Regions from separate parts of the Homo sapiens genome. Here region 1 is linked to region 2. The links are chromatin contacts, found by Hi-C or POLR2A ChIA-PET in ENCODE. All regions are on one chromosome and are shown on one strand. The core of a region is the stretch at or near the end of the contact, and the rest is flanking DNA. Distances in the headings are between cores, read along the strand shown.

Region 1 (3,226 bases), core at 265-2,764, 210 kb before region 2:
CAAGAAAACACATCTGGCCAGGCACAGTGGCTCACATCTGTAATCCCAGCACTTTGGGAGGCCAAGGCAGGTGGATCACCTGAGGTCAGGAGTTTGAAACCAGCCTGGCCAACATGGCGAAACCCCATCTCTACCAAAAATACAAAAATTAGCTGGGCATGGTGGTGCATGCCTGTAATCCCAGCTACTCAGGAGGCTGAGGCAGGAGAATCACTTGAAACTGGGAGGCAGAGGTTGCAGTGAGCCGAGATCATGCCACTGCACTCCAGCCTGGCCACAGAGTGAGACTCAGTCTCAAAAACAAACCACACATCCCAGACCCCACTAAAGTGCTGGAAGTTTTAAAAAAGCTATCAACCCTAGGATAAGAATGGAAAGGCAACAGCAGCTGAAACCTTTCAACAGACCTGTGGGAGAGAAAGTGGGGCAGCCGCCCGAGGTGGGGAAAAGGCACAGGGAAGGCCTTCCAGAGGGGTCACCACGGGATGTGATGGGGACTGGCCCTTCAGGGCTCTCCACATCACGGAGATAGGTGGCTGCCCCCCGAGACTCTAGGAAGGGGATGTAGATGTAGGGCAGTTAAATGGCTTCTGGGGAAGAACCTCACCTGGCCCTGTCGAAGTACTTGCCAGTATATGCCATTCCACATGCAACTCCCAGTCCTTGTCCGAGCCATCCTGTTGCCACATCCACAAACGACAGTCTCTGTAAGAGAAGGGACCCAGTGAGCCCAGACGCAGCTGCAGGACATGGTATCAGGTGGACTCACGCACTGAGTGCAGGCTGCTCCTGTCAGCTCTGTAGCAGCGTCCCATCCGAACAGCCCCTCCCGCCCTGCTGGGTGAATTCCTCTTCCCCACACCCATATGCACCCCAAGCTTCCGATCAACGTTACAAGTGGAAAATGGGTCAAGCCCAGGGCTCAGCCTGGGCTGGAAACTCAGGTGACTAAGGTGACGAAGACATCCACTGTCCCTGCCCAGGGAGTCATAGGTAATCCATACAGTATGGCAAGGGTGGCTGGAGCTTTGGGAATAGAGACGGGGAGCCCAAGTACAAAGCAGAAAACGTAAAGTATGATTCTTGACATTTTCCCATGGCCCTTCCCGGTCATGCACAAATCACATGTTCAATCCTATGGAGGATATGGATTCTTAAAACAGAAACCAGAAAGAGAATACTCTGGTTCCCTGGTTTATAAAACTCAGGTCAACTGAGATCTTACACGTGCTCATCTAGAAGTGCCCACGCTAGAAATGAATCCCTTTCTACTAGCATCTACCCCACCCCCAACATCCTGTTTGCAGGCACAGGGTCATCACTATCCCAAGCAGAAAATGTGGCCCTCTGTGGGCCACAAGGTCATGCCAAAGAGCTGCTGCACTGACTGGAGAGGCCCAACTTGCAAGCATACTGAATTTACCCAACAGCTTCTGCAGCCACCATTTCGACCTGGTCTTAAACATCCCTTGCCTCTGTCACTGCAGTGGCCTCCCAGCCTCCCCCACAGCCATTCTCAATCTAGCCACAAGGGGGAGCCTGTTAAAACTGAAGTTGACTGATCACATCGCTCAACTTTCTAAGGTCTTCCGACCTCCCACCAAGTAGAGCTCAACTGTTTGCACCTGTCTGCCCACCCCAGCCCCCATCACCTCCATTTCTCCCTTCCACTGCTCTGGCACCCTGGCCTCCTTGCTGCTCCTTGAACACAGTGGGCATACACCTGCCTCAGGGCCTTAGCACTCATGGCACCCACTACCGGAGTGCTTGTGCGTGGATGTGGGCACAGCTCACTCTCCTGCCTCTTCCAAATCCCTGCTCAAGCGTCAGCACTGAGGTCTTTCTGGACCACTCTTTTTCAACCAGTGCCTCCTACCTCCTCCACTTTTACTTGATTCCAGATGCTTGGCCCCACCTGACACTCCATCTATTGACTTAAAAGTTTGTTTCCTGCCTGTCACCCTCCTCTGCTCAAACGTCAGCGCCATTCGAGCAGAGATGAGCGAGGTCATCACTACTGTAGATGGATGGATGGTATTTACGATTCTCTGATCTCCTGCTTCTTGCTTCCTACCCTCTGCTACTCTCTGGTTGCTCTTGACCTTCCCCGGAATTCTCTGCATGCTTTGTGCCCCCCAGAGACTCCCTTTTGGTTCTGCATTTCCAGCCCAGCAGAACTGCCCCACTCAACTCAAGTCTCTTTTGACTATGCCTCTAGCCACATCTCCCTCCCTATGGCACCCACCACACTCACGTAACAAGCTCTGGCTCCCAGTCGCCTTGCATGCCCTTGGAAGTCCTATAACATAATGGACCGAGCCTGGGCTCAGCAGTCAGACCAACTCTGCTTCCCTCTGGCTGTGAAGTGTGAGGCCAGTGGGCCCATCTCAAAGACTTTATGGGTGCAATGGAGACCAGAGCCCCCTTAGGTGACAGGAGGTCAAGGATAAAGTGAGGATAGATTGAGAAAATGGTGAGGCATCAGTATGATGCCCGTTATGGCAGAAGTGCTCCCACATGGGTGCTGTCTTTCTCAAGAACCCTTATGCTGCGGGGCAGACGATTCAGGGAGGTGAAAGGCTAGAATAAAGATCTGCTCTGCCTGGAGTATAGCTGTTTACCCCGTTCCCAGGCAAACCACAATGGACTATGCTTCATGTGTTTTCTCTTTTGTTCCAATTTCATCAGCCAGCTAAATCTGATGAACACACAAATTCTGGCAGCCGAACAGGGCCTGGTGTGCTGCTGCCCGATAGAAAGCCTCTTCATCCCCTAAGGCCAATGGCTCTGATAGCAGCTGTTATATGACAGTCTAGATTTTTCTTTTTTTTTGAGACAGGGTCTTGCTCTATCTCCCAAGGCTCAAGTGATCCTCCCACCTTAGCCTCCTGAGTAGCTGCAGGCACGCACCACCACGCCCAGCTAATTTTCGTATTTTTTGTAGACACTGGGGTCTTGCTATGTTGCCCAGGCTGGTCTCAAGAGATCCTCCTGCTGGAGCCCCCAAAGCACTGGTGTGAGCCACTGTACCCAGCCTTTCCTTATTTTAAACCAGAAATCTAAACACCCATATTGCGTTTATATATCTATTTTTTTTTCAATTTTCATTGTAAAGAGGGCTGGAAGCGGTGGCTTGTTGCCTGTAATCCCAGCACTTTGGGAGGCAGAGGTGGGCGCTTGGGCCCAGGAGTTTGAGGCCAGCCTGGGCAACATAGTGAGACCATGT
Region 2 (2,967 bases), core at 195-2,694:
CCCATCCCCACCCCCCCCAAAAAAGAATGAACTCCCAGTTCTCATAGTGGCCCCAGCTGCCTTTCCAATCACATTCCCTACCACTCTCCAGCAACACTGACTTCCTCGTTAGTCCCCAACATGCCAGGCATAGTCTCTCCTCATGTCCTTTGAACTTGCCTGGAATGTTCTTTCCCCAGATATTCATATGAGGGAGTAAAATGAGGGTGAAAACCAGCAGATATCTAAATAGCACCCCCTTCACTTAGTTTATCTTTCTCAAAGCCCTTATCACTATGTGAAATGATATATTATACTTATTTGTATGCTAGTATGAATCTTCCCGGCAAGAATGTTAGTTTGCTGTCTGTTCAGTACCGTGCATCCAGAGCCTGGAAGAGTGCCTGGCACATAGCAGGTAGTCAATAAATGAATGGGGGCAAGCAGCCAAATCAGAATCAGGTTTTCTTGCTAAGCATAGAACTAACAGAAGGATCATTGAATGGATTGGATAATGACTGGCATCAGGGTAAGGTCCCCTTAACAAACACTCCTGTCCTGAACACCTGGTTAGCTAACAGTTTTCTCATACTCTTATTTTCCCAAAACACAATTGCTGGATCTCAGCTCCAAATCAACTCTTCTAGGAAAGTGAAAAATTGCTGGATCTCAGCTCCCAAATCATATCTTCCAGGCAGAGCTAACATTGCCCCTTATTCACACCTCCACCAAACCATCTGATCCAACAGTGACAGGTGTCACGAGGCCTTGGCATGCACTCTCTTCCCCCGCCAGAGTTCTGCGAAAGCCAGGGTTGCGATTTGTTGTCAGTTTATTCCCCGCCTCTATGAGAGTGTGAGCACTGGGCAGGCTCGGATGAAATAATGCATTGAGTAGGCCTCTGAAACCAAGGCCCCTCAGCTGGGGCAACGTCAGGCTCCAGGGTGGGCAACTTTGCTGCTTCTGCCGAAGATAGTGATATTGAGAAAATGTGGGTGCAATGAAACGCTTATTGCAGCGCACTCGGTGCATCTGTGGACAGAGGGTCAATCGCCCCTCAGAGCAGCGCAAACAGGCGTCCCAAGCCTAGGCCTTCACTTGCCCCAGCATCCGCAAGGGTCCATTAATCCTTAACATTCAAATTCCGCCCACTAAACCAGTCCCTCCGCGCCCAAGCCGCCTCTTTTCCCCAAACGACGGCCGAAAGCAGCCAATCAACAGCTGGAGGGGTCCGCCCCCTTTTCCCTGGCCGAAATGGACAGGAAATCTCGCCAATTGACGGCATCGCCGCTGAGACTCCCCCCTCCCCCGTCCTCCCCGTCCCAGCCCGGCCATCACAGCCAATGACGGGCGGGCTCGCAGCGGCGCCGAGGGCGGGGCGCGGGCGCGCAGGTGCAGCAGCGCGCGGGCCGGCCAAGAGGGCGGGGCGCGACGTCGGCCGTGCGGGGTCCCGGCGTCGGCGGCGCGCGCGCTCCCTCCTCTCGGAGAGAGGGCTGTGGTAAAAGCCGTCCGGAAAATGGCCGCCGCCGCCGCCGCCGCGCCGAGCGGAGGAGGAGGAGGAGGCGAGGAGGAGAGACTGTGAGTGGGACCGCCGTGGCCGCGGGCGGGGACCCTTGCCGGGGGGCGGGGGTCAGGGGCGGGACGTGGCGCGGGAGGGGCCCGCGGGGTCGGACGACACGGCTGGCGGATGGCGTCCCTCCTCTCTACCCTCCCCCTCCCGCCGCCGCCGGTGGCGACTCTCCCCTCGGCCCGTCACCCCTGCTCGCGGGTGACCGTCCTCGGCGCGGCCTCCCTGGAGCCGCCTTCGCCTGACGCCCCTCTTCCTCCCGCCCTCGACGCGCATCCCGGCCCCCGGCCCCGCGGGCGCCCCTGTCGCCGGGGCTTCGCCTGTCGGGGCTGCGCGCGCTCCTGCCCTTCTCGGGGCTTTGGGCCGCGGCGCCGTCGCGCGCCCGCGGCCCCGGCCTCTCCCTGGATCGCGCTCTCCCCCTCCCTCCCTCGCGCGCCCCCTCTCCCGTTACTCGGCCCCCCCACCGGCGCGCGTGCGCACTTCGCCTCCCGTCGGGAGAGTGCGCCACAAGGGCTCCTGAGCTCTCACCCCCATCTCTGGGCTTTGCCTCCCCCTCCTTCTCGCCCATTCCATGAATTTCTGCCCCCCGCTACCCCCCCGCGAGCGAGTAGGTCCACCGGCTCCTTTCCCCATCTAGCAGGAACAAGTAGGTGGGGATTATTATCCACAAAAGGGACTAGACATTGTGTTCTGGGTCCCACAACTCATCATAAAGAGGTGGTTATAGTTCCCATCAGGAGCCGTGGGTAGGGGACTGTGCGTCCAGCAGCACCCGAGGCTCTTCGGCGCCAGAGGCTCTAAGGTGCGAGCGTGTCCCCAGGGTGCTCAGAGGTTCTTTGGAGTGCTGTGGCCTCGGAATGTGAGCACCCTCCCATCCTACCCTCCCCTTCGCCGGCGATCTTCCAGTTACATAAGTGGAGTGGGACATAGTAGGTAACGGGCTCTCATCGCCCTGGAGCGCTCGGGATCACCGGTACCAGATGGGGCAAGTTCATCGCGACGCTGTGGCTCCTGTTAATTGTGCCTGAAAGGTTATCCTCTGTTCAGTTTGGTCATGACCGAATCACCCAAACTGAAACTCAGATGACTTTTATATGGCAGTGGCAATGTTTCTGTGGTTTTGCACTAAAGACTTAAGGTCATTATGAAGAGTGTAAAAGGATTGCTGTCGCAGGGGAGACCGTTTATGACATTGCTAAGTATGGACCCCGAGGGGGAAAAAGCTCATTCTGGAATTGCTCTGTGGCGGTTGCTTCTGTTGCGAGTGTGTTCGGGTGTGGGTTGGTCACAGCAGAAATGGGCTCCACCACAAAATTGATATTCCTGACTCATGGTCAGGCAGATGTGTGCTTCTGGTTATTTTTCCAGGAACAGGAATGGGCTCTGCCGAGCCTTTCACACGTTGTGTCTCTGCTGTGCGG

The links. Hi-C counts contacts between places; a loop is a spot of excess contacts on that map. ChIA-PET counts read pairs that join two places held with the same protein, here RNA polymerase II (POLR2A). Pooled maps may share reads with other maps.
Region 1: a map of naive thymus-derived CD4-positive, alpha-beta T cell shows a loop between it and region 2 (7-fold over the local background). The contact joins the enhancer-like site here to the promoter of MECP2 in region 2. A Hi-C loop is called at or near these places in 2 of 168 maps with a recorded cell type or tissue (CD4-positive, alpha-beta memory T cell and naive thymus-derived CD4-positive, alpha-beta T cell) and 7 of 50 pooled maps. POLR2A ChIA-PET finds 5 or more read pairs at or near these places in 6 of 52 experiments (B cell, BJ, OCI-LY7 and 2 more).

The regions. Positions count from the first base shown.
Region 1 is chrX:154,306,824-154,310,049 of GRCh38, reverse strand. TKTL1 (transketolase like 1) reads right to left here. Exons shown (of 13, transcript NM_012253.4): 3 at 608-705. Among named protein-coding and RNA genes, the nearest start is that of TKTL1, 13 kb to the right of the region's middle. Within about 2 kb of position 1,514, at least 2 of the 41 ENCODE cell types and tissues checked have a DNase peak (open chromatin) inside an H3K27ac peak, as active enhancers do.
Region 2 is chrX:154,096,194-154,099,160 of GRCh38, reverse strand. It overlaps MECP2 (methyl-CpG binding protein 2), which reads left to right and starts at 1,444. Exons shown (of 3, transcript NM_001110792.2): 1 at 1,444-1,557. The coding sequence starts at 1,496. RefSeq lists silencers at 1,159-1,518, 1,604-1,842, 1,819-1,878, 1,939-2,018 and an enhancer at 2,339-2,428.